2 separate regions of the Homo sapiens genome follow, and region 2 is linked to region 1. Evidence: chromatin loops called from intact Hi-C (ENCODE). Cell type or tissue: sigmoid colon. All regions are shown on one strand. Links, peaks and the distances in the headings refer to the core of each region. The heading gives the core; the rest is flanking DNA. Region 1 overlaps RCAN1 (regulator of calcineurin 1). Region 2 has its middle 81 kb from the start of LINC01436.

Region 1 (5,380 bases), core at 305-5,304:
TAAAGCTCTCAGTTGACTAAAACATTCATTTACTTTAACTTCTGGGTTCAGTTTTATCATGTTGAGTGCAGGTTTTAGAATGCTTCTCAAGAGCTCTAATGAGACTATATTAGTCCGTTTTCACACTGCTGATAAAGACAAGACATACCCAAGACTGGGAAGAAAAAGAGGTTTAATTGGACTTACAGTTCCACATGGCTGGGGAGGCCTCAGAATCACGGCGGGAGGTGAAAGACACTTCTTACATGGCGGCAGCAAGGGAAAATGATGAGAAAGCAAAAGTGAAAACCCCTGATAAACCCATCAGATCTCGTGAGACTTATTCACTATCACGAGAATAGCACAGGAAAGACTGGCCCCCCATGATTCAATTACCTCCCCCTGGGTCCCTCCCACAATATGTGGGAATTCTGGGAGATACAATTCAAGTTGAGATTTTGGTGGGGACACAGCCCAACCATATCAGAGGTCTTGCTGTGGGTCTTGCTCTGCTTTCTTCAGATCACTGACATCCAACCAGCAAGCAAGAATCAGGAATATACTTGCCTCCAAAACCACAAGGAATATACAAGTAGGAAAGTCAGCTTTTTAAATACTTGCTTTGGATCCGTTTTTATTCTCAGTGGGGAGAATCACTATTTATAAAGTAAATTCATTTGCATAGGACCTTTAGAAATGCAAGTTCACGTATAATAGACATGCAGTCAAAGACAGACTCTCTTAGCAAGAATTGTCAGATAAGCAGATGAGGAGGCATTGATATGAGCATAAGGCAGTCTTACCCTATGGGTACAGGGACAGGTGTCCCAGGAAACCCTGTGCTTTGCCCTGTTGGCCAACCAGAGTGTCCAAGTGCCACTAAGGATTCCTGCTACTCAGCAAGACGCACTTTGGAAACTCAAATCTGCTCCATACCTCTCACATTTTAGCCAAGGAAAACCAAGGTGGCAGATCCTAAGTGCCCTCCCCCTGATCCAGGGCTCTGGTACAATTTGTGAACCAGTGATTTTTTTGCCAGAGAACATGCATTCCAGTCTCCCTACAAAGTGGCAGCCACCATTTTGACCGGCTCTTACTCCTGATCTAAAAATGGAAGTGCTCAAGTTTACTAAATTCAATTCAGATAGATAGAACCGATCAATTCAAAGGCAGATATAGAATTACATGTTTTTGGGCAATCTAGTGAAAGATTTATCATTTCTATGAGCAAAGACAGTTGAATAATCTTCAAATACCTCACCGTTCTTTTTTTTTTTTTCCATCCATATAACGAAATCAAAATTGTATATTCGGGTGAGCCCACACTGTTGTCTCAGATGAACAGAGATGTTTGAGATTTGCCCACAAAATTGAGCTGGAACTTTGTGTCATGATTTTAAAAGAGAAAAGAAGACAGTGAAATCAGCCTCTTGTGTCTAAATTAGCCTCTTCTGTCTCTTCTGATCACCTTTTAATGGAATTTGCCCAGGTGCATGCCAGGAGAAGAGAAAAGGGGGAGACAAAGAGTTGGAGAGGGGGAGGGAACATCAGAGAAGTTCCAAGCCCCTCTGGAGGAGTGGAATGCAGGACTGTGTCTGCTCCCCTCACCTCTGTTTCCCCTTAGCCTCTCCTGCCCACCACCACAATCTTCATGTGCCTGCTGGACAGACAAAGGCTCCCTGTACTGAAAATGCAGGACTGCAAGCATACACATTCCCTCTCGAAGCATCATCCAGGATGACCACTTCCCCTTGGTGTTTGATGCATGTTGCATTGTTCAGTATTCTACACTTTTTTGGAATACATGCGTTTATGTCTTTTCAGGTTGGGAGTTATGGATAATTTGGCAAAGCAAACACCATAACTGGTTTCTTACATAACTCTACAGTTGGCAGCAAGGCACAGTGCGTTGAAATTAAGCAACACTCACTCATCCAAAAGGACTTTGCTTTTCCTTTTTTGGAAGGCTAAATGCCCTGCTTTGTTTCTTCCTCTTGCATGTATTTTAAATTATTGGCTGACTTTAATGATTCTTTGAAGTTAATTTTTAAATGTGAATGGCAGGATTCCATTTAACTTCTGGAAGCTTGAGAGCTGTCCCTGTGTGCCCCTAAATCAGAGAATGCTTAAATAACTTGAGTGCTTTTAGGTGATAATAAAATTGGAGAGAGTGAGAAGAACATAGGACCCAGGCTGCCATAGGGATCTAAACTGGTAAAATACTTAGAAGGTTCAAGAGTTGCAACCTTTTGAAAGAACTAGAGTCAGTCTTGCATCGCAGAGCACTTCTCCAAACCAGGCATCTTCCCTGCATCTTCCCTTTCAATTATAGTGTACATTCTTTCCATTTCTTCTTCCTTTCCTTTTTTTTTTTTTTTTTACATTTAGTTTATGAGTCTTTAAGCAGGACCTCTTAACCCATTTATGCCTAGTGTTCCATTATTGGAACGCTAAGCATGTGGGAGTTATTTATATCCTATTGCTCAAGGTCATTGCCAAGGTCTGATGGCAAAAATTCAAAAAATTGCAACCTCTGGCATAAATGGGTTAATGCTTCTTTGCTCAGTTTCAAAGGCTAGATTGCTCAGTTTCAAAGGCTAGTGTTTTTGTATCCTTTGCCTGAATTCAGTAGTGCTTTGAAAATGATCGAAGTGTTTCATATCCCCAGTTCTCAAATTATAATAATGAAGTTTTCAAATGAAAATCCTAGGATTGTTTTAGGTTCTGTTTGCTCCATTCCACTGTGGGATACAAGTAGAAATTGGGACATTCATCCAATAAAATGTCACTGGGGAAAAAAATTTTAACTACACTTCAAAATGATTCCTCTTTTTGTCCTTTAAAATTTTTATTGACCAAGACAGATTTCAAAATGTTTTCTCTAATACCCCAAAGTGAAACTTTGATTGAGGTTTTCAGGAAATTCCAGGGATCAAGTATGTCACCCGGACTTTGGTTTCCAGGTTTCCCAAAGCCTTGAAATTTCCCTACAGTCTAATTGCTGTTTATTGCCACAGACCTTCATCCTTTTTCTTTTGTAACATTTTCCATCTTAAGAAGGGTCGTCCCATTCGGCCGAGGAGCGTGTTGTCTGAGTAGCTGAATGGAATTACTACCAGTGGAAACTATGCTGCAAGAGAGGTTGATAAAGCAGCTGTGAAGCAAACCTCAGCTGTTTTTTCCATTCTCCCCAAGCAAAGTTAATTAGCATAGGGAAAATGACTAAGGTGTTGACGTCACCTCTTTCCAGTAGAAACTTACACTTTGTCCCTGTCTGCCTGCAAGCATGCAGGACTTGACTCAGGAATTTGCTGTCCAAACAGGATGCTGTGGAAGCTGCACTTTTTTTTTCCCCAGGGAGTGGGGGCTGGCCCTTACTGCTTTATAAGCACCAGCTCAAGAAGGAACCTACAGCCTCTTGGAAAGGAATCTCACTAGGGGCTTGACTGCGTGGGTCTGTAGCGCTTTCACTGTAAGAAAGCAAGATGCATTTTAGAAACTTTAACTACAGTTTTAGCTCCCTGATTGCCTGTGTGGCAAACAGTGATATCTTCAGCGAAAGTGAAACCAGGGTAAGGCTTCTAATATAACGTGATTTTCTTTAGTTTTCAAAGCATTATGCTAACTGGGACTATTAACTGAATACTTGGGAGAATGTGGCTCTCTTGTGGGTTTGGGGGTTTTGAAAGAAATCCAAAGTCTTTCGAGCCTTGAAAATCAAAAGCTGTTGCCTGAGGAATTAACTGAGGAAGGAATTTCTAAAGATCTCAATATTTGACAACATCCAGGCCCCTGAACCAACTCACTAGGAAGGCGAGAGTTGGGGCATCGTGTGTTTTTCATTCTGTGTATGTTGTAAGTGAACTTTTCAGAAAGAGGCCTCTTCTGACAGTGAATAGTGTTTTACTTTTGTAGCCAGCGTTGTGAATAATTTCATTTCGTCTTAGGAAATAAATGTTATAAAGATATTTGTATGTTTGTAGTAATTATGAGGGCCTGGCCTCAAGCTCCCAGATTTCTCTAACAAGAGAAAATGCCGCCAGAGCAAATAATAAAACTGGAGAAATTAAGTGTGAGATCAGTGTGCCTCCTGGGCAGCAGCTCTCTTTGATGGTGATTAATATAATCATTTTAATCACTACACTTTTCTTCTTCATTTGATTAAAATGTAAGTTTTTTCATCAGCAGCTATCCGGCTAATTGAGCTTTAATAATACTGTATAGGAATGAATCCTGTATGCTCTATTTGAGGGGTGGTATTTGTGCCTGGTGGTGTTATATGCTTTATATCCAAAGCCATATTGGGACATGCGAAGGTTTCTTTTTTTAAAAAAAATCAAATGTAACTCCATAATTGTATATAATGCTTATGGGCTCGCACCATAGTGTTTGGACTAGATTGCAGAGCACATTCTATGTTTTTAAAGTACTACAAAGTGAGTTCACTTAACATGAGCCTTATGTGAGTAAAATCACTATTTTTTAAATGAAGTAGAGATGCCATCCAAAAGCTATAATAACTAGGTATCAGTTATTAGAACAAATAAGATTCTTTTATAAGAGAAAGGCATCATAGTAATCTAGATTTTAAAGATAATGTGAATTCTCTTTTGTTCTGGTCCTAAGCCCTGAACCTGTATTCTAAAAATATTCTTCAAAGTCATCTCTCCCAAATTCTGAATCATAACTTCAAAACTAAACAGTGGGTCACAGTGCCTATTGATGAGGTCATACAAAATTCCAAATGTACGAAGACACACTTTTGCCAGAAACTTGCCCGTGCTCAAGAGAGGTGGGGAAAAAGAGTGAGAGGCGGCCAGATGAACTCTACCGTCCGCCAGCTCCGCGTTCCTTCGCACGTGCCTCTGCGGGATCCCTCGTGGGAAAGTCTCAGAAATGTCCCTAAACTGAAGAAAAGCCGGGGAATGCAAGGAGAGCAAGGTCGTAGGTTGTTCCGACTGCTCCTTAACGACCTGCCTGGCAGGGACCGACTACCCTGCTCCTACCCGCAGCCCCATGTGGAGCAGGCATCCACCAGTGCCTCCCCGCGCTTGCTAGCAGTGAACATTCCTGAAGACACTCTCCTCTCTTATCCTGAATCCTCGCTCCCACTGCAGAGACACTGCGCCTTCCATAGGTTCTCCAAGGTCCTCAGTGAGCTCTGTCCGCGCTGCCTACCATCCACACCCTGCGCCATCCCCTTCTTCCTGGCCAGCCCCTTCTGCCTTTCACACGGGCTCCCACAAACTGTCCTAAGTGTTTTTGCCTGGTAAAAAGATTCACAAAACCCGGCGACTAGAAGCCCATGCAGTCTTCCTTGGAGCTTTGACTGTCCACCAGTTAAACTCCCTCTCTGAGGAGTTGCAGTGGCCCCCAGCTGCCCCCACCGACAGCCACACTC
Region 2 (5,380 bases), core at 123-5,122, 1.4 Mb before region 1:
CATCTTAAGCCATGCAGTGAAAAAGGTTCAGGGTTTTCTTAACCAGAAATGGTCTGAATGTTTAATAAAGGTAAACATTTATTATTTAGTGTTTTATATCATGTGGCAATTTTAGCTGATGTGGGATCTGACTCTTGCCAACCAATTTGAGTCTGTTAATGGCTGTTTGTTGTATTTTTTATTTTCTGTTTTCACAGAGACCATATTGCCCAGGCTGGAGTAGAGTGGTGCAATCATTGAATCACTGATCACTGTAGCCTCAGACTCCTGGGCTCAAGTGATCCTCCCACCTCAGCCTTCCCAGTAGCTAGGACTACAGGCAAGCACCACTATGCCCAGCTAATTAATTTTTTTTTTTTTTTTGTAGAGATGGGGTCTCACTATGCTGCCGAGGCTGGTCTCAAACTACTAGGCTCAAGCTATCCTCCTGCCTTAGATTCCCAAAATGCTGGGATTACAGGTGCGGACCACCTTGCCTGGCCTGTTTTCTTTTTGATACTTGGGGTGGACCAAAAAAAATCAATCATTTTCATTAAATTCAGTTGTGTGCTTGCCTTCAGATTTCCCTGGAAGCATCCACTGTCAGCCTCGAGGGAATTAATAGACCTACACCCTTGGGATAGATCAATGTGCCCTGAAAAATGTGTCTGGTTTGTTGTAATGCCACACTGGAAATAACAGAAAGGCTGTTTATATAGACAGTGGTCCAAGGAAGAAAGTGGGTCTGGATGAATGGCATCTGCTTATGTCCTGGTCTTGGTTACAAGACAGGCATCTCATCATTCCAGCCATTCTGCCTGCAGTCAGGATCTGTGGAGGACCCAGTGCCTTCAGAAAAGGTTAACAGAAGCTGCAAGAGGGCTCATCCATGAGTCTTCTCCGTTAAGCACATAATTCAGCTCATTAGACTTCAGGTTTCAGAATCGTGGTCTTTTTGTGATCTAAATAAGTTATGGTCTCTCTAATTGGACAGGATGTAGGGTGTTTTTGACAGCCACTGTTATTTTGCTCTTAAATACATACCAACAGGCTATTAATAAATAAATAAATTTAATATTAATTAATAATTAAAAATCATTAATAATTAATAAATAAATTATTTATTAATAATTAATAAATTATTAATAATTAATAAACAAATCACTTATTAATAAATTATTTATTATAATTAATAAACAAGTTATTTATTAATAGATTATTTATTATAATTAATAAATAGATTATTTATTATAATTAATAAATAGATTATTTATTATAATTAATAAATAGATTATTTATTATAATTAATAAATAGATTATTTATTAATAATAAATAATCTATTTATTATATATAAGAATGAATTAACAAAAATTCTCTGTGGCCATTGGTTTCCTGGTAGAACTCCCTCTTTTTCTTGTATCTACAGGAAATGTCTTTCTAGCTTGTGTGTATGTCTGCCAGGCTTGCCAGTTCGAAGTCGGCCATGGGAGGGGTTGTGTTCAGAAGCACACACCATGTGACCTGTCAGGCAGATCAAAGCAGGGATTTCAGGGCTGACTACAAGGGGAAATGGTTAGTAATTAATAAAAGGATGTGGAATTGGTCATGTTGACTGAAAGAGCCCAGAACCTTGGCGAAAGGCTCCCGGAGGCTGCCAAGATAATAAGAGTGGCTGAGCTGAGTTATGTATGGGTGAAGCTCACGGGTGTTAATGCCACTGGGTGAGGGGAGTGGTGAGGGGTGGAATGAGAGGTTTACAAGCTTGACGGATCTCACCCAGGCCCAGGCCTCACTGATTGTAAGAGTCTCTTCAGCTCTGGCCAGAGTTTTGGTTTGTTTTTAAATGGAGCTTTTAGGAGCCATTAAGGACATACAAAAGCTTGATAATGGTGTTTAACTCTGAGAGTCAAGCTGTGGTTTCTCATTGGCCATTTCTGGCTTTTCATGGCTTTATGTAAATATATTTCATTTCCAGATTTAGGATCAAAGAAACCTTTCTCTTGCACTTGCTCATTTTCTTCCCATGTGTGGTCTAATGCATCGATGAAACCAAATAAATCCGCAAGGGATGTGGGAGTCTGCTGGTGTCTCACCATGGCTGTGGCCACTGTACACCTTCTGGTGGTTTGGTGGTGAGGAGTAGCCTGTGGGAAGGGGAGGTGGCATTGATGACGATGTTGGGAAAGAGGGTATGAGAGGTGAGTCACATCTCAGCAAGGGGCTGGTGAGTATGTCTTGGCCTGTCTCAGCTAACAAAGTTGACAGCAGCAAGAGGTGGAAGGTCTGGATGCAGCTGTGTGTGCCTGTATGTGCGTATTCTTGGGAGTTGGCAGACAAATCATGGAACCTCCAAAGAAATTTTCCATTCATTTGTTAGGAGATTTCAGAGCTTATAAACTGCCTCATGGGTTTTGAAGCCATTTCCCCAAGAGGATGATGACGTTTGATCTCTTGTGCAATAGTCATAAATATCTCAGGACGTGATGTCCCTGTAAGGAGTAGATTCTGTTGGTTCCAACCAAGTGTCAGTGCAGTTTCTTAACTTCTCTCTTGTCCTTTGCCCCCCTTCCTTTCTCTTCCACCCTCTACCAACCTCCTGTAAGGTTAGTGCCAGGGACAACATGGCACCAAGTTGGGGAAGCATAGAGAGCCAAGTAGGCAGCCTTGATGGACTTTGCTGGCTCATCTTCAGTGGGTTACAGTGGAGTTTCTGACCTCAGGGCATATTTCAATCTCATGGGTAACATATATTTTGCACATTTAGAATAATTTGATATAAATATGACAGATGTTACGATAATAAGCAATATGAGCACTTGCTAATTATTCTTTGTCTTCATCTGTAATTTCAAAATGCAAAAGGGGTTGCAAGACTGATGTGGAGAGTGATAAATGGCCAACAAATGCTTGCTGGGTGCCATAAAGTTCTCTTTATGAAGAGAACTCCACACGCCTGTTATATCATTTGTCACATCATGCCACATAGTAGCACCCCAAAACTCAGTGACTGCAAAGGAGAACTCATTGTGGCTGCACACCCGTGGTGGGTGTGGCTGGGTGGTCCTGCTCCAGGCATCGCTCATTCTCTGCCTGGGGTTGGAGGTTAACCACGGGGTTAGCAGTGGCATGCTCTTCTGGTGGAGAGGTTTGGGAGGCAAATGGGAAAACAAAAGGCTGCTTCAGGTCTGGGCTGCCCTGGCAAACTCTCCTTCTGCCCACATGCCATCAGCTGAAGCAAGTCACATGGCCAAGCTGAAAGTCAAGGGGAAATAAAATGCATTCTTTGCACGATGAGGCTGGGCAAGGGTATAGACACAGAGAGAGGCTGAGATGGGGGCCAATCCTTCGGACCACAGTCTCTCTCTCCTTGCTCATTTTGGCAGATACATCACCTTACCGTTGTCAGGGATGGCTTCTATGAGGAGATGACATTTAAATTGAATTCTGGTGGGTCGTGGTGGCTCACGCCTGTAATACCAGCACTTTGGGAGGTCAGGGTGGGTGGATCACTTGAGGTCAGGAGTTTGAGACCAGCCTGGCCAATATGGTGAAACCCTGTCTCTACTAAAAATACAAAAATTAGCTGGGTGTGGTGGTGTGAGCCTGTAGTCCCAGTTCCTTGGGAGGCTGAGGCAGGAGAATGGCTTGAACCCAGGAAGCAGAGGTTGCAGTGAGCCGAAATTGTGCCACTGCACTCCAGCCTGGGTGACAGAGTAAGACTCTTCTCAAAAAGAAAAAAAATAAATAAGTTGAGTTCTGCATGACAGGAAAGAATCAGTCACTCAAAACCTGTGGAAAGAGATTTCTAGGTAAGGAGAACAGCAGGTATAAACATCCTAAGGGAGGAGCAACCTCTCCAGAAATCTCCAGCTTCCAAAGGTGGCCTTCCACGATGCTCCTACCTGCACTTTTCCTGTGTTTTGAAGGGAAACATTCTCCCTCAAATTTTTAAGAGCCTGTGAGTGCAGTAGCAAGGCCAGCTTCCAACAGGATTGGTTACTTATCTATTTATTAATAGACCTTATTTTTTAGACCAGTTTAAGTACACAGCAAAACCGAGAGGAAGGTGCAGAGATTTCCCACACACCTCAGGCCCCACACATGCATGGCTTCCCCAACTAGAAACATCCCTCATCAGAGTGGTGCATTTATTCCAATTGATGAACCTGCATTGCTACATGTCCATCACCCAGAGCCCGTGGTTTACTCTAAGTTTCACCCTCCACATTGTACATTCTGTGGGTTTGGACAAACATATAAAGACACAGATCCACCATTACAGTCTCATGCAGCATAGTTTCGCTGCCCCAAATATCCACCAATTAATTTTAAGTGCAACAAAACCTCACAAACATCATGGACATAGCAAAAGAAGGACAAAGGAAAGCAGCCAGTGCAGCGTCTCCACTTTTTCTTTCTTTAAGATCATAAAGGTCTTTGACGCATGGAAGGCAGGCTTTTATTAACTAGGCACTTGTATCATAAACATGATTTCCAGACTAGCAGGAAAGTCCCAGAATTCTGAGTCATTGATGTTTGAATAGATGTTTTGTAAGGCTAAGAATTTACTTTCACAAATAAAGCATTGATGAACTCAATAGTGGCTTGAAATGAACCGGGAAAGTTTTATGCTGTGCACTCGGCCTTTGGAAGACAGTGCCATGATTTATAACAATTTCTCCCGCTTAAATCTGTATTCATATTCAAGAAAATCTTCTCTCTTTTTGGCCACCCATTGTGGTCAATGCCCAGTATGAAGGAGACCTATGTTTGCAAATAGAAAAACAATTAAGCACAATTTAACATGGAGAAACAAGATATTCACCTGATATGTGCTAGGTATCTGCCCTTGGATCACGGGATGTGGGGCTGCAGTGGTGTCTTCTCTCATAATGACAGTTACGATATAAAACAATGAGGAAGAATTCTGTTCGTGAAATACAGTTTTTTCAAGAGTAAGATCAGTATGGTTTATTCCGTGTTCTGGGCTGCTGGTAGCACAGCTGGGATATTTTAACACATTTGTGGGACTTCAGTAATAGAAAGGTGTAGAAGCAGAGCTGGAGAGAGATCAGAGAAGGGCAGAGAATCTGGTATTTGATGCTGCAGGCTCTGATGTATATTCATAAGAACTAAATACCTTGTGTGGACTTTGACTTAGCAACAGCAAATGGTGGGAAACACGAGCTATCTGCACACAGTTGAACAGAATGTGATGAGAAAGAGAATAATTTGCCTTGATATAAAGAGCTGGAGTTGGGTTGGGGACTCAATGGGTAGAAGTCAGGGAGATAGAAGAGCCTCCTTGCAGAAATAAGGTCTTAGAACTTCAAATGAAAATACCCATGTCAGGGGCTTGGGGTACCCCCTTTCCCCCCTTGCTCTACCCTAAACTTTCAG

What was found. Peaks named below come from ENCODE experiments on the same cell type or tissue, not always from the same donor. Only the 100,000 strongest peaks of a DNase experiment are listed, where the experiment ranks them.
Region 2: a loop joins it to region 1, with 7 times the contacts of the local background. A loop is called at or near these places in 1 of 110 quality-filtered maps.

Annotation. Positions count from the first base shown.
Region 1 is chr21:34,524,834-34,530,213 of GRCh38, reverse strand. All of the region lies in intron 1 of RCAN1 (regulator of calcineurin 1), which reads left to right. Among named protein-coding and RNA genes, the nearest start is that of KCNE1, 15 kb to the right of the region's middle. In sigmoid colon, for the core only: no CTCF peak of the experiment used is centred there; DNase peaks (open chromatin) are centred at 3,083, 3,313 and 5,023; H3K4me3 peaks cover 2,737 bases; H3K27ac peaks cover 2,008 bases.
Region 2 is chr21:35,921,927-35,927,306 of GRCh38, reverse strand. No RefSeq gene overlaps it. Among named protein-coding and RNA genes, the nearest start is that of LINC01436, 81 kb to the left of the region's middle. In sigmoid colon, for the core only: no CTCF peak of the experiment used is centred there; DNase peaks (open chromatin) are centred at 1,496 and 2,236; H3K27ac peaks cover 573 bases.